Regions from separate parts of the Mus musculus genome. Here regions 2 and 3 are each linked to region 1. A link is a loop called in an ENCODE intact Hi-C map of the cell type or tissue named here. Cell type or tissue: heart. All regions are shown on one strand.

The links. Hi-C counts contacts between places; a loop is a spot of excess contacts. Peaks named below come from ENCODE experiments on the same cell type or tissue, not always from the same donor. Only the 100,000 strongest peaks of a DNase experiment are listed, where the experiment ranks them.
Region 2: it touches region 1 in a loop (2.6-fold over the local background); 7 of 42 quality-filtered maps call a loop at or near these places.
Region 3: it touches region 1 in a loop (4-fold over the local background); 7 of 42 quality-filtered maps call a loop at or near these places.

What each region holds. Positions count from the first base shown.
Region 1 is chr12:75,367,320-75,372,319 of GRCm38, reverse strand. The region is part of intron 1 of Rhoj (ras homolog family member J); the gene reads right to left. Among named protein-coding and RNA genes, the nearest start is that of Gm34613, 46 kb to the left of the region's middle. In heart, CTCF peaks have their summits at 2,625 and 3,610; DNase peaks (open chromatin) are centred at 2,699 and 3,559.
Region 2 is chr12:75,308,679-75,313,678 of GRCm38, reverse strand. It overlaps Rhoj (ras homolog family member J), which reads right to left. Exons shown (of 5, transcript NM_023275.2): 1 at 4,678-5,000. The coding sequence starts at 4,855. Among named protein-coding and RNA genes, the nearest start is that of Rhoj, 2.9 kb to the right of the region's middle. In heart, no CTCF peak of the experiment used is centred here; DNase peaks (open chromatin) are centred at 1,558, 2,718, 3,758 and 4,838; H3K4me3 peaks cover 1,796 bases; H3K27ac peaks cover 1,272 bases; H3K27me3 peaks cover 1,706 bases.
Region 3 is chr12:75,283,648-75,288,647 of GRCm38, reverse strand. No RefSeq gene overlaps it. Among named protein-coding and RNA genes, the nearest start is that of Rhoj, 22 kb to the left of the region's middle. In heart, no CTCF peak of the experiment used is centred here; a DNase peak (open chromatin) is centred at 2,277; H3K27me3 peaks cover 2,115 bases.

The DNA.
Region 1 (5,000 bases):
CTGGTTTTATGTGAGGTTCTTTGATCCACTTAGATTTGACCTTAGTACAAGGAGATAGAAATGGATCAATTCGCATTCTTCTACATGATAACCACCAGTTGTGCCAGCACCATTTGTTGAAAATGCTGTCTTTTTTCCACTGGATGGTTTTAGTTCCCTTGTCAAAGATCAAGTGAGCATAGGTGTGTGGGTTCATTTCTGGGTCTTCATTTCTATTCCATTGGTCTACTTGTCTGTCACTATACCAGTACCATGCAGTTTTTATCACTATTGCTCTGTAGTACAGCTTTAGGTCAGGCATAGTGATTCCATCAGAGGGTCTTTTATCCTTGAGGAGAGTTTTTGCTATCCTAGGTTTTTTGTTATTCCAGATAAATTTGCAGATTGCCCTTTCTAATTCGTTGAAGAATTGAGTTGGAATTTTGATGGGGATTGCATTGAATCTGTAGATTGCTTTAGGCAAGATAGCCATTTTTACTATATTGATCCTGCCCATCCATGAGCATAGGAGATATTTCCATCTTCTGAGATTCTCTTTAATTTCTTTTTTTCAGAGACTTGAAGTTTTTAATCAGACAGATCTTTCACTTCCTTAGTTAGAATCACGCCAAGGTATTTTATATTATTTGTGACTATTGAGAAGGGTCTTCTTTCCCTAATTTCTTTCTCAGCCTGTTTATCCTTTGTGTAGAGAAAGGCCATTGACTTGTTTGAGTTAATTTTATATCGAGCTACTTCACTGAAGCTGTTTATCAGGTTTAGGAGTTCTCTGGTGGAATTTTTAGGGTCACTTATATATACTATCATATCATCTGCAAAAAGTGATGTTTTGACTTTTTCCTTTCCAATTTGTATCCCCTTGATCTCCTTTTGTTGTAGAATTGCTCTGGCTAGGACTTCAAGTACAATGTTTAATAGGTAGGGAGAAAATGACAGCCTTGTCTAGTCCCTGACTTTAGTGGGATTGCTTCCAGCTTCTCACCATTTACTTTGATGTTGGCTACTGGTTTGCTGTAGATTGCTTTTATCATGTTTAGTTACGGGCCTTGAATTCCTGATCTTTCCAAGACTTTTATCATGAATGGGTGTTGTATTTTTTCAAATGCTTTCTCTGAACCTAAGGAGATGATCATGTGGTTTTTGTCTTTGAGTTTGTTTATATAATTGATTACGTTGATGGATTTCTATATATTAAACCATCCCTGCATCCCTGGAATGAAATCTACTTGGTCAGGATGGATGATTGTTTTGATGTGTTCTTGGATTCGGTTAGCGAGAATTTTATTGAGTATTTTTGCATCGATATTCATAAGGGAAATTGGTCTGAAGTTCTCTATCTTTGTTGGGTCTTTCTGTGGTTTAGGTATCAGAGTAATTGTGGCTTCATAGGATGAATTGGGTAGGGTACCTTCTGCTTCTATTTTGTGGAATAGTTTGTGCAGAACTGGAATTAGATCTTCTTTGAAGGTCTGATAGAACTCTGCACTAAACCCATCTGGTCCTGGGCTTTTTTTGGTTGGGAAACTATTAATGACTGCTTCTATTTCTTTAGGGGATATAGGACTGTTTAGATCATTAACCTGGTCCTGATTTAACTTTGGTACCTGGTATCTGTCTAGAAATTTGTCCATTTCATCCAGGTTTTCCAGTTTTGTTGAGTATAGCCTTTTGTAGAAGGATCTGATGGTGTTTTGGATTTCTTCAGGATCTATTGTTTTGTCTTCCTTTTCATTTCTGATTTTGTTAATTAGGATGCTTTCCCTGTGCCCTCTAGTGAGTCTGGCTAAGGGTTTATCTATCTTGTTGATTTTCTCAAAGAACCAGCTCCTCGTTTGGTTGATTCTTTGAATAGTCCTTCTTGTTTCCACTTGGTTGATTTCACCCCTGAGTTTGATTATTTCCTGCCGTCTACTCCTCTTGGGTGAATTTGCTTCCTTTTTTCTAGAGCTTTTAGGTGTGTTGTCAAGCTGCTAGTGTGTGCTCTCTCTAGCTTCTTTTTGAGGCACTCAGAGCTATGACTTTCCCTCTTAGAAATGCTTTCATTGTGTCCCATAAGTTTGAGTATGTTGTGGCTTCATTTTCATTAAATCTAAAAAGTCTTTAATTTCTTTCTTTATTCCTTCCTTGACCAAGGTATCATTGAGAAGAGCGTTGTTCAGTTTCCACGTGAATGTTGGCTTTCTACTATTTATGTTGTTATTGAAGATCAGCCTTAGTCCATGGTGATCTGATAGGATGCATGGGACAATTTCAATATTTTTGTTTCTGTTGAGGCCTGTTCTGTGACCAATTATATGGTCAATTTTGGAGAAGGTACCATGAGATGCTGAGAAGAAGGTATATCCTTTTGTTTTAGGATAAAATTTTCTGTAGATATCTGATAAATCCATTTGTTTCATAACTTCTGTTAGTTTCACTGTGGAAATGGGTTCTTTAAAGACCAGTTGCTTACCTAGTCATGGATCAAGAATGAATGGAAGAACTCCAGTTATTACAACATGGAATTTCCTGCCTCCAGTGAGCTGGGTTCATGGAGGTCAGGGCTGCTGTTCATGAGATCCTGCACACTGTTCTGTGACCCACAGGCCCAGGACCAAGAGCAGGCAAGCCTTAGAAGCCGAACCATCCCAGAGGCCATACTGAATACTGCAAATATTCCTAAGCAGTGGCTGTGACCTTTGTCACTAGAGTCCTGCTAGCCCAGCTCACACCCCCCTTTTCTTAGAGAACAGTTATTCCCCTCAGTTCCTTTTCCTTTGGCCCCCTCCTTTTCTCCTTGGCAGCTGGGACTCTAGGGAGTTCCACCAGGCCTGAGATAAGTGTGAGCAAGGTCCATTAAGCCGGCATTGGAGAGTCTGCATCCTGCCCCCCTTTCCTGGGCTGAGCTCAATATTGGAAAGAGAGAGAACAGATGCAGAACAAGTAAAAAATGTAGCCACGAGCAGTGTAGTATGCACAGGGTAGTGCAGAAGGCTGGGAGCATGGCTGAGCATGTGTGCATTTATACACTATGCCAGCATTTGGTCAGAGAAGGCTTTCTGGTGGAGATGTCTAAACCGAGTCTGTATGGTTGACCCTGTGTTTCCCAGGCTGTTGTGGATCTCCTATCAGCGTTTATTCTGAAAGCTTCATCAGGCTCCTAAAGTCCTTTGGCTAAGAAAATGGAAAGAAAAAAATGACGAGAATTTCCCTGAGTTAAGGTGGAATGGTGGTGGTGGTAGTGGTGGTGGCGGTGGCAGCAGCGGCAGCGGTGGCGGCTGTGGCAGCGGCGGTGGTGGGGAGAAGACAGTTGGGCAGTGGGGAGGAGACAGTTGTTGGTGTGGAAACGTGGTGGATTTTCAGTGTTGCTCTGTGAGCGCTGGAGGGATGCTAAAATCAGGGCTTAGGGCTTGTGTCCTTATCTTGGAGAGCCTCTTTATCTCCCTTTCCTGTTTCTGCTGGAGGACATCAGGGATGTCAGAGATAGAAGTCAATATCAGTTGTACAAGACAAGGCTTTGTGAGTCCTGGACCAGCAGTGGATGCCTTACTGCTTGCCAACCTGTGTCCCATGAGGCTCCGCAGCTTGGCAAGGAATTAGTCAACAACTCCACGGAAGGAAAGTACTGCCACCAAGTGTTAGCCATCCATGAAATGAGGTCACAGCAGGGTTGTTCGCCCCAGACCGCTCTGCCTTTGATTCCTTTCCATTGCTTTCCATCATTAGAGCAACCTTGGGGATACCATCAAGTATCCCTAAATCCTGTGTTTGTTTTCTACTAAAAACCGGTCCAGGTGATAGAAGGAGAGAACTGGCTACCACAGATTATCTTCTGACCTCCGGGAGTGTGCTGTGGCATGCCCCTCCCCTCCCCTAAATCAATGTAGCAAGAGTGTGGAATCATAGAGCGTTTGTGAGGAGGATGTGGAAGGAGATAATATCCAACTTATTTCACAGTAGATGCTGAAGAAATGTACCCAATAAGTGCCCTTTCTGAGGCCAGCCTGTCTTCCTTCCTGATTACCTTGTGCATATGAACTGTCACACGGTGGGATCTACACTGTGGGCCACTAGTTACTTTTTTACCCTAAATGATAGCTGTTCAAATCTGTTTTGTGTTCCCACTGAGGACAGAGGATAGAGGACAGAGGACAGAGGCCCATGCCCGGCACATATTCTGCCATAGGGAGTGAGTGGCTGTTGAATACTCAGAACAGGAACTCAGCACAGGGTCCACTCGTGGAGAAGAAGAGGGTCCTGGAGGGTCAAAGCTAGAGCTTCCCTGGCTGAACCCTGACTACAAATCTGCCGGGAAGGCCACACCCAGGCTATCTTCCCAGATCGCTTTCCAATTCTGGGAGCTTTTAGAGTTGGTTTCTGAACTTTAGTGACCTGTTAATAGCTTTGATGCTTCTCTCAAGAAAGTGTGAAAACATGCCCATGACCCGTTAAGTAGGTAAAATGAAGACTTTCCTCAAATCCATTAATCGCTGCTTCCTTCTGTTGGTTCTGGGGTGAATTGGAGTGGTTGATTTCTTGAGGCGTGTAAGCCAGGATACAAGTTTGCTCTCTTGAGGATCATTAACTTTTACCCAGAGAGAAAATAGCTGAAGCAGGACTCAGGCCTCATTCCCACAGCGTTTTAACATTTCGAAGCTATCTCATTTGCAACAGCAGAAGCGCTCTGACCATCAGTCCAGCCTCCAGGGGACTGGAGAATTGGGTTCAAAGCCTTTTCCTTGTTGGGTGGTAGCTGTCTCAGAGACTCAAAGTAAGCTTCTGAAGTCAAGTGTGATGAAGCCAGGTGAGTCCCATAGATAGATCCCAGATAAAGCAAGGTGAGCCCATTGAGCCAAACATTGAAAACGTCATGTTCCTTAGAGGGAAACCCCGTGCCTGTCAGTTCCCGGTGTGTGACCAGGTATCCATGTCACTCTTGTCTAGTGTACTCTCTCAGTGGTAGGCTAAAGCCCGACTGTGTGGTGTGGCGGATAGCACCACAGGAATGTTAGTTTGAAGGA
Region 2 (5,000 bases), 59 kb after region 1:
TCTAGCTTTGAGTGTAACACAGGTGGAGGAAATCGGGTGACATGTATACACTGTAGAGCGACACTATTCGATAGTTGTCACAATGTCCACTGAGGTCAAGATAATTATTACTGTATTATAGCTTCAGTAGGAGAGATGATTGTATAGAATATAAAACAAAACAAAACAAAAAACCCTACAAGATAGAATACATATAACAAATAGTTTCATATGTTCATTCTTAAAGAAATATATATTAGACTGGCATTATATATTTGTCAAAGTTTTATTTTTTTCCGGTGCTTGGGATCAAGTACAAGATCAGGTACTGAGGCCTGAGCATGTGTGGCAAGGCTTCTACTACAGAACCATGCCTTTAGTACTGTTCACCAAAGCTTTAGTGGACTAGAGATGACTCGAATGCTGGAGAGAACAAGAAGGTGAATGCTTAGAATCATGTCACTCAGTGATCATCTACTGAGAGTCTAATATGTCCCAAGCTCTGCTTTGAGAAGCTGAAGGTAGGAAATAAACAGACAACATTAAGTAGTATTAAATATGGTCAAGGACGGTATAGCAGAAAAAGAGGTCTCTCTCTCCTCTCCTTCTCTCCCTCTCCCCCCCCTCTCTCTCTCCCTCTCTCCCTCTCTCTCTCTCTCACGTGTATATGTGTATGTGTGTGTTTACTTGAACATGCACATGTATGAGTATGTGTGTGTGTGTGTGTGTGTGGGGACACAGGAACAGACACATGGCACAGACACATGGATTAAATTATGTGGCCAATTAATACTATGTCAGATATGGGCAGGGAGTGTCGGGCCAGGGTAAGAGTGAATGTCACATATTTAAGGAGTCTTCCATGAGAAATAGCAAGATGGGCTACTGTGGTTACAGAAGAAATACCGAGAAAATTGATAGAGGACTAGAAGAGAGAAAACAGGGACAAAGTCAGAGGACCTTGTACACTGTGGCAAAGGAGGAGTATGTGTTTGGGAGGAAAGGATGGGGGTGCTGGGACTGTGGATGGCTCTGTGTCAGCTGGGTGGAGACTCACAGTGGGCAGGGTTAGAAGAGGGAGTTGGGAGGCCACTATGCTGGTGTGGATGAGAGATGATGGTGGTGTGGATAGGAGAAAAGGCTATAAAAGGTCCTGACAAGTGGCAAAGGTTGGTTCTTGGTGCACTGTGAATGCTGAGCTCATATGTACGAGCAAGGGATGATAACTAATTGTTTGAATGGAGAGGAAGAGGAGGGATCAAAGGGAGCAAGGGGTCATGGGTGATACTGGTGTTTGTTCTCAGTCACTGGGCAGAAGAAACCAGCAGTGCTCTTACATGGAGAGGAAGGGAGGTGGAAGAGTGGATGGGAGACTTGAAGAAGCATTGGCTGGAGAGGCCTGTTAGATACATAAATGGATGTGTACAGTTATACAGATGAGTGTTCTGAGGCTGTTGGGGAGGGGCGGCAGATGCAAATACGAAATTGGTGGTATAGCAATGGCATCTTAAGCTGTGAAAGTAGATACTAACACCCAGGTTCCAAGGTTCACCAGAGAAGTGAGCCGAGGGACTGACGACTGAACTGTTACCACTGGGAGATGGGGGAGAGCGTTGCCAGGGGGTGGGACAGTAAAGGGAGGAAGTGCTTCAGAAGCCAAGCTAGGAATGTGTTTTAAGGAGAGTCACGAACCATCAAAGCATCTCTGGGGCAAGATGCCAGCTAGATGTGGCAGGAGATGACCTTCCTTTAAGGAGTCTCAGCACAGAGGGGGTTGCGGGGGTCGGGGGTGGGAGTAAGGAAGTAAAATATGACAGGGTGGTGCGGACTGCGCCTAGAGACGTAAACACATTTCTGGAGGTGACTGGACACAGATCAAGGACCCTCCTCAGACAATTCAGGAACGCCATATAGAATTAGTATACTGGTGTGCTTTTTTGGATTCTGGTAGTTTGGGATTCTGGTAGGTTGGAAGGACAGGCAAATCAGGAGTAATAAAACCTCAACCTTTTTTTTTTTTTTTTTACAGTTTTTTTTTCTGCTATCACTTTTGTATTTTTACCTCTTACGTTAACATCCCGTGACTACTATAGCCAGGGCCATTGGGTCTTACCTCCATGATGGCTATTTTATAAGGACAATAATACATCCTATCCTGCCCCGTACTTTCATTACAGGATACTCCTCTATCTCCGGTTGTAGTTCTTCTCTTTTAGTAACATTTTAATTTGATTTAATCACTGTATGTATTATTTGTATAGACTTTGATGTGATATGTGCCCCCCCCACATCTAACATTGTGTGTTGGGGGTCTAGAACTTTACACATATGAATGAATTCATTTCACTTTTAAAAACAATTCCAATATCTTTACGGTCCCTGGTTTTACCTTTCAGAACTGAGGCACAAAGAGGTTCAGTAACTTTCTCAAGGCCACAGAGTAAGTGACAGAGAAGGCAGTATTAGAGCCAGGTCATGTGGTATTGTTGTACTCAGTCCTACTACATTACATACTTTCCTGGCGTGGACCATCATTCGTGAACTATCTTTAAGAGACAGGCTGTCTTTGATTTCAACTGCAGTTTTTTTTTTTTCAAAAGACACGGCAGATGTGTTTCCTGTTGTTCTATCAGAGTGGGTCAGTAGGACCCAGGGAACTGAAAACTGGATCCAGATGCGAAAGGGGGCGTTTGGTTATTTTAGAACTGATCTGCTCCCTGATGGCCGCCCACGGGCTGATGCTCGGCCAGAGCAAGTATGAGCAGGGCTGGGTCCTTGGGATAGAAATCAGCACTCAAGAGTCTCTCGTGTGAGCGTGGCTCACGCCTTTCCCTGCTTTAACCACATGGATAGCACGTGAGATATCATGTATGAAAGAAGTATATAGAATAAACGGAAGTCACCATGTTCAGGAATGTCTACTGTGTACAAAGTACTGCTCTGAGTTTCGGGGCTGTGAGTTCTTGGAAGCTGAAATTATACAGTTTAGTTCCTGAAAAACTCAAGTATTAAAACTTCTTTGAGAGGTTTTGGTGCTCAACCACCAGCCAGTGTGCATATAATTGAAACATAAAGTAACCCAGTGCCAGCAAAGTCCAGCTGGTTTGACCTCTAATGTTTTTTTCCATCATAGGCTAGCTTTATTTCCAAAGATGGTTTTGTCTTTCTTCCCAACACCACTTCGATTGGCTCACCCGAAGGACGGGTATCTGGAGACATAATTTCCCAGGCACTAAGAGCCTTTCCTTTTAGTAGATTTTCGGTTCTGTCTTTGATCAGAAAGTTCCTGAAATAAAGTACTTGCCACCTTCCTGTCAAGCATGAAGAAGACACAGGAGAAATAATTTCTGCTATGATGTTTTTCAGGACCGGAATTAGAGTCCCTTCCTCAAAGCACTTTACAACATTTTTCCCCCTCAAGATAAACCTCTTTTTGTCTTTTTGTGTTCTCATTAAAAAGTTCTTCCTTGGCCAAACTCACTATGTTTTCAGAAAAGCTCAGGAATTTGGTCTTCAAATTTCTAGGTAATTTCTACAGAGTGAAAGACCTAATAGGAAATGGACGCCCTTGCCAGCTGCGAATCCCTCCCCTGTCAGCTGTGTACCACTGCTGCAAATAGGTCCACTTAAAAGGAAGGGAAGATGGGGGTGGGGGGAGCCCTCCAGAGAGGATGACAAGCGTCTGCTTCCTATGGAGGGAGGATTTCAAATGGCCACACAGCAGAGCTCCAGGCTGACTTCCTGTGAGGGCTTCCTTTAGGCTGATCCTGATCCCAAGCCAAGGTGAAGAGAGAGACATTTCCCTTCCACCAGACCCCAGAGCTCTGATAACTCAAGGGCAATCGATCGAAGTGTTCAAAAGCACTATAAAACTGAGGCCACAGTAAGTCCAAGGCAACGGGTCAGTTCACATAGGGGAAGCTTAGGGGTGGCAGCTATGTCAAGAAACAAGGCATGATGCTGACTGACATCACCACAAACCTTCAAACCCTCAAACACTAAAACTCCCCTGAAAGGATTAAGTTGTGACTACAGCATCGGGGTGATCACGGTTTAAAATACTAGATACTCAAATTTGTCTTTTCAGGACATAGTTGAAAACGATTTAATTGCATTTGAATTTTTTACTTTAAAAAACATAGCCATCTTTTACTTAATTTTCCACTTAGTATTTAAAAGCGTGGGACACTTTTCTCCTTATCTACCATCCCAGAAGAGTGAAAGTACAAAATTTAAGCCCCAAGTAATCCAGGAAAAAAAAAAAAGAAGGTTTTATTAGCTGGTTCTATTAGCCGTTTGATCATGACTAGCATGGAGTAGAAAAAGTTTAGAGAGTAGAACACTTTCCATGTGTCTAGCGGTGATTTTTTTAAAATGGAATATTTTGCAATACACTACACTTCAAAAAAAAATAATTACCGTGAAAAGTTGAAGAAAGTTTAGGCAAAAATGTTGAGAAACATTTCTGGAGGATATTTCCCCAGGATTGCACATTTGTTTCAATAGGAGAAGCATGTGAATGGATGTACAGGGTCTCCGCAGGATCCTAGCACCATTCTTGATGGAGTTACCTGGTACCTGCCAGATCCACATCAGTCTGTGACTTTCTGGCGAAAGCCAGGTCCCTCTGAACGCTAGGTAGCTGTGCCCAGAACCCCACCGCTCATCTAGACGGAGTTGGTCCCCACGCTTTCCTACCTGCGTAGTGGTCAAACACAGTGGGCACGTATTCCTCTGGGAAGGCGTCGTTGGCGTAGCTCATCAGCAAGCAGGTCTTCCCCACCGCGCCGTCCCCGACCACCACGCACTTCAGGATCCTGTTCTCCTCATGTCCATTGCAGCCGCAGCTGCTGTCGGTCCTCTCTCTGCAGCTCATGTTGGCGGCTCCCGCAGCAGCTGCTGGGGCTTCTGCAGTGCATGGAGCGGTGGCACCGGCCCCAGGCTGGAGCTCAGGCGGCCTGACTCTGGCTGGCCGGGCTCTCCCAGGCACAGCCCAGACACACTCGAGCCCCGCAGCTCAC
Region 3 (5,000 bases), 84 kb after region 1:
TGTGCGTGTCTGTACCAACCCAGTGAACAGTTCAATTCAATGCAACTTTTTCCTTTATTAAACTCTACCTGGAAAAAATGACAGCCTGTCTATTGTTCTGCAGGCACACCCTGAAGCAGGAAATGTGTTGTTTTGATTTTTGGAAAGTCAAAACCAAGACAGAGGCTTTGGGGGAAGGGATGGAGGAGAGAGGGGGGCAGGAAGAGATAGAGGGAGGGAGGAAGGGAGGAAAAGAAGAAGAGAGAAAGAGAAATGAGAGAAGGGGAAGATACAGACACAGACACAGACACACAGATGCACAGACGCACAGACGCACACACACACACACACACACACACACACAGAGAGAGAGAGAGAGAGAGAGAGAGAGAGAGAGAGAGAGAGAGAGAGAGAATTGTCCAATAAAAAAGTCATGACTCGGGAGTTGACCCAAGATGCTTCCTTCTTCCTGTTTGGCTTAGAGTGTTACTGGAACCCTGGTGCTTTGTTATGAGGGAAAGAATGAGAGGCACATAATCGTCACCCATGATGGCAACAGGTCTTTGTTCTCTAAAACTGGGCAAAGGAGATAAAACAAGCATTGTGTGGCAGGCAGGAATCGTCTCAAAGGTATTCACATCCCAATCCCCTGAATCTGTGACTATGCCACTAGACAGGTCAACAAAGAGATTTTTTAAAAAAATGTTTTTATTAGCTTACATTAATTGTATATAATAATAGATTTCATTATGACATTTTCACAGATGTATTTGATCACATTTGCATCCCCCTCTGTTATATTCTTCAAAAGAAATAGAATAATATTTATTATTTATATTTATAATTATAACGTAAGTATGTAGTATAAATTAATTGTAAATATAATTATGTTAATTTCTATTTATTATTACTGCATGTGTGTCTCTGTGTGTGTATGTATAGGTGTTCCTGTACCACAGTGTTTGTGTGCAGGTCAGAGAACGCTCTCATCATTCTCTGCTTCTGCTTTGAGTCAGGGTCTTTCTTGCACGTTTTCTGTCGCAAGACTGACTGGCCCACAAGCTTCAGTGGGGATTCTGCTGCCTCCACCTTTCACCTTGCCTTACAAAAGCTGTGATTACAGACACAAGCACTCCATCTGGGTTTTCATGTAAGGCGCAAACTCAGGTGATACAATCTGTCTGGGAGTGGAGGGTGAGGCATGACAGTGTGTGTGTGTGTTATATGCATGTTCATGTGTACACATATAGATGTGAGTATGCATGTCTACATATGCACATGCATGTAGAGTCAGTGTCATGTGTAGTTCTCCCCTTAATTTTTGAGGCAGGGTCTCTTACTGAACCAGTTTGACTTGACTGGTTGGTTAGCAAGTCCCCAGCATCCTTCTGTCTGCACTCCACCAGCACTAGGAGTACAGACTGTTGATCGGAAGAGAAGAGATCAGGGCCCACTCATGCTGTGTGTTGCTGGTGCTGGGCCCTCAATTCTCACCAGAGCCCCTGCCATGCTCTTGTCTCTGTCTGTCTGTCTGTTCATGGTATTAATAAATCTTGTGGCTCAAGGAACAGTCTGTGCCTTCGTGTCCTTTGTAGTATTTGAAACCTTTCAAGTTTCTGTAATGAGCATGTATAATCTAGAAGATGTGAATATTATTTAAAAAGTTACCAGACCTGAGTCCTCCCAGTGCAAAGGTTTCCGATCTCTATGTATGTATGCATGCATGTGTTTGTTTGCTTGTTTATGTTTTCTTTGAGACAGGGTTTCTCTGTGTAGCCCTGGCTGTCCTGTAACTCGCATTATTGACCAGACTGATCTCAAACTCACAGATCTGCCAGCCTCTGCCTCCCGAGTGCTGGGATTATGGGCATGCGCCATCATTGCCTGGCATTGCTCTCCTTGTTGAAAAGGAGCTTTATATGGCCCTTCCTTCGTTTTCCATCCCCTGGTTCCACTGAGAGAAAAGGCCCTGCTCTCAAAAACATTTTTTTTCCGGTCCCACCTGTTTATCATTACTGTTTCCCCCATTGCCTGATGGGGGAGGTTAACGTCTCTAAACCATAGCAGGGTGACCAGCCAAGCCTGGTTGCTGCATGGCCACACCTCAATCTCTGTGACCATGCGGAGCTGAGAGACAATGCCAACACCATCCTGCCCTCACCAGAATCTTTCTCTGACCCCTCTGGGGTCCACCTTGAGTGACAGGCCAGGGTGGCAGAGGAAGGCTGAGGTCAGATGCTGCTCAGCTGTGCTTCTGCCAAGTGTGACTTGGAAGTGCAGCCCTGCAGCTGGAGATCGAGCCAAGCAGCCAGCCACATCCACAGCCACTGATTCTCCAAGGGGCCCAAAGTCATGGAGCCAGATGCTGTTTCCAGAACAAAAGTGCTGTGCAGAACTTGGCCTCCCAGTGATGCATCTGTCCAACTTATCTTCCACTTTGTCACAGATAATAAAATTCTGTGAGGAGTGGCTGGAGAAAACAGATCGGGGACCTATCTTGACTTTGAAAAGTCATGATATAGCAATGTTTTTTTTGCCAAAACATTTATTCTGGAGTTTCTCAGATTTCTTACTTCCAATTCACATTGTACTGAACTTTGGGGAGGAAAAGAAGTCTGGTGTTGAGCTGTTAGGGCGGGCTCTGCTTGATTCTGCTTCTGATGTCCCACAGAGCTTGAACAGGAGGCTTTGTTTTGCTTGAGAAAAAGTGAAAATCCTTCCCACAGCTTTCCACAGTGAAACTTCTTTCGTTACTCAGTTGAGCTTTCCAGATCGCCTGGGTATGGTTTACAGGTTCGGAACATCCAGGTATGTCCAAGATGAGGAGAATTGAGTGTGTAATCAGAAACATTTAGGAACAGAAACATTCCTTCCTGGAGAAAAGACAGAGGTTTTCCAGCAGACACAGGAAGTAAATGGAACTTACAAGCCTTAGGAAGCTTTTGGAAGTTTCTAAGAGACACAGGAACCCTCACCCAGGTTACATAAAACTAGTAAGTAGTTACTAGGGAGGGGAGACTTTCCCATGAGAGCCTGATACGCTGTCTGTCTGCAGGTTGCATAGGGAGGCTAATGAAAGCAGGTTTCACAAACTGTCAGCCATGCTGAGGTGGCTTTTAAGTTGCCTGGGAGAGATCCAGACAGTTTGCTTGTTTACTAAGTTAGACTTGGGTGGAATAATTTTTTGTGGTGTGTTGTCCATTCCCTTTCTAGAGTGAACAGATGCTTGTTTATGTCTCTGGAAAGGTCTTAGAACACATGGGATGTCATACCTGAGTTTCTGTGTATTGGGTAGTGCCTGGTGGAGGTCTCTGCCCTACTTGGAAGGACATCCTTTTTTAAATAACACAAATTATTAAGAGATGACACAAGATTGAAGGAAGGTAGCTGAGACAAAATAAATTTCTGTTTGGAAGAGGTTTTTTGTTTTTGTTTTTGTTTTTGTTTTTTTGTTTTTTTGTTTTTGTTTTTTTGTTTTGTTTTGTTTTGTTTTGTTTTGTTTTGTTTTGGAAAGCTACAGCATGAGGGCCAGAGGCAGCCATGATAGGCCCTGAAAGTAGAGCCTTCAAGTCCTTTCCATTTCAAGGAGTGGGGCGGGGGGGGGGGGTGCGCTTTGTTGCCCTTGAGGGTTTTCAGTTGTAGAGAAGGGCAGGTTCCATGTTACCTGGCCTAGCCTATGTGCTAAAAGTAAGAAAGGTACTGATAAGGACTGGCTATAGCTAAAGGCTACCATGAATCTCGATGAAGTGAGTGGGGGATGCAGGCTGTAGCTACAAATGGGCAGGGGAAGACAGGCTGCAGGAGACATGGCCTGGCTTGTGGGAAGAGGAGGAGGGTCTGTAACCTAATACTGGCTACTTGTCACCTCCTGTGCCTGCAGGATATTCTGTACCTGCATGGGGTAGGGCACCTTTTACTGGAGAGCAAAAGTGTTGCATGGATTCTGCCTGACTCCGTTTTAGTTCTTGTGACCTGGAATCACTGTCTTCTCAGATGTTGGGCCCCACATTGTAAGTCACATCCATTCTGACTGTAAACAAACAGCTGGCAGGACTCTGCCCCAGGCTCAGAGCACCAGGCCTGATGCTGGATTGTATCTCCATTTGGACCAAGAGGTTTTGTCCCGAGGTCTAGGCCTTCCACACGGACTCACATAACAAATATGTGTCATGTTTCCTTGGCTAGATTGAGATCTACTTTGCCTATATCATAAGCTGGGACATGTCTCAGTCTGCCCCTGGGAATGCTGGGGACTCCAGTATGTTCCTATTCTATGAACCTGCTGGTGTGTTTTTTTTTTTTCCTGAAGGTTCCTTTCTACTTGGCTCTTTTACTGTGTTGCCTGCCCCAGTGTGCTGAGTTCCTGAAGCTGATGACTTACCCGGACCACTTCCATTCTTTGTTCTCTTAAATCCTCTGACACTCTATTCTGACTCTCTGGCTGAACTTCTAGGGGCCTGTCCATTGGGCGGGTCTGAATCTACATTTGGTTGCTTCTGGGTCATTTTGTTCTGCTGTAAGGAAGAAGAACACACATGTCTGTATTCCAAGATGTAACAGTTTTCTCCTGGAAGGGCTGGCCTATGTGAACAACCCTTCATGCCACAGTGGAAACTGTCTTAGAAGTGTCTCCTTATGACATGAGTCGTGTCTGAAACTCTGCTGAAGCTCTGCCCAATTCATGAGTCCTCTGCGGGAATGGAGACAGAGGCCAGTCAGCAGAGAGTATATTTGGCCATTAATGGCCACCCTCCTGTCTACAGGAATTAGGGCAAGTAGCAGCTTTAAGAGGCTTAGGGAAAGCAAAAACTCCCAGAGACTCATTCAATTCTCTCTCTTTCCCCTGCCTGGTTTCGGGTTGGCAGCTCATGTATGGTTAGTCTTTGCTGTGGTTGGGTATATCATAGGCTCTGAGAAAAATGCTAGACAAAACCTTGTTCTTTGGGATCTGTGCAGATAGAGTGGGATTTGTTTATTATTTGACATGAGCAGAAAAGCTGCAATGATACTATTGAATAGGT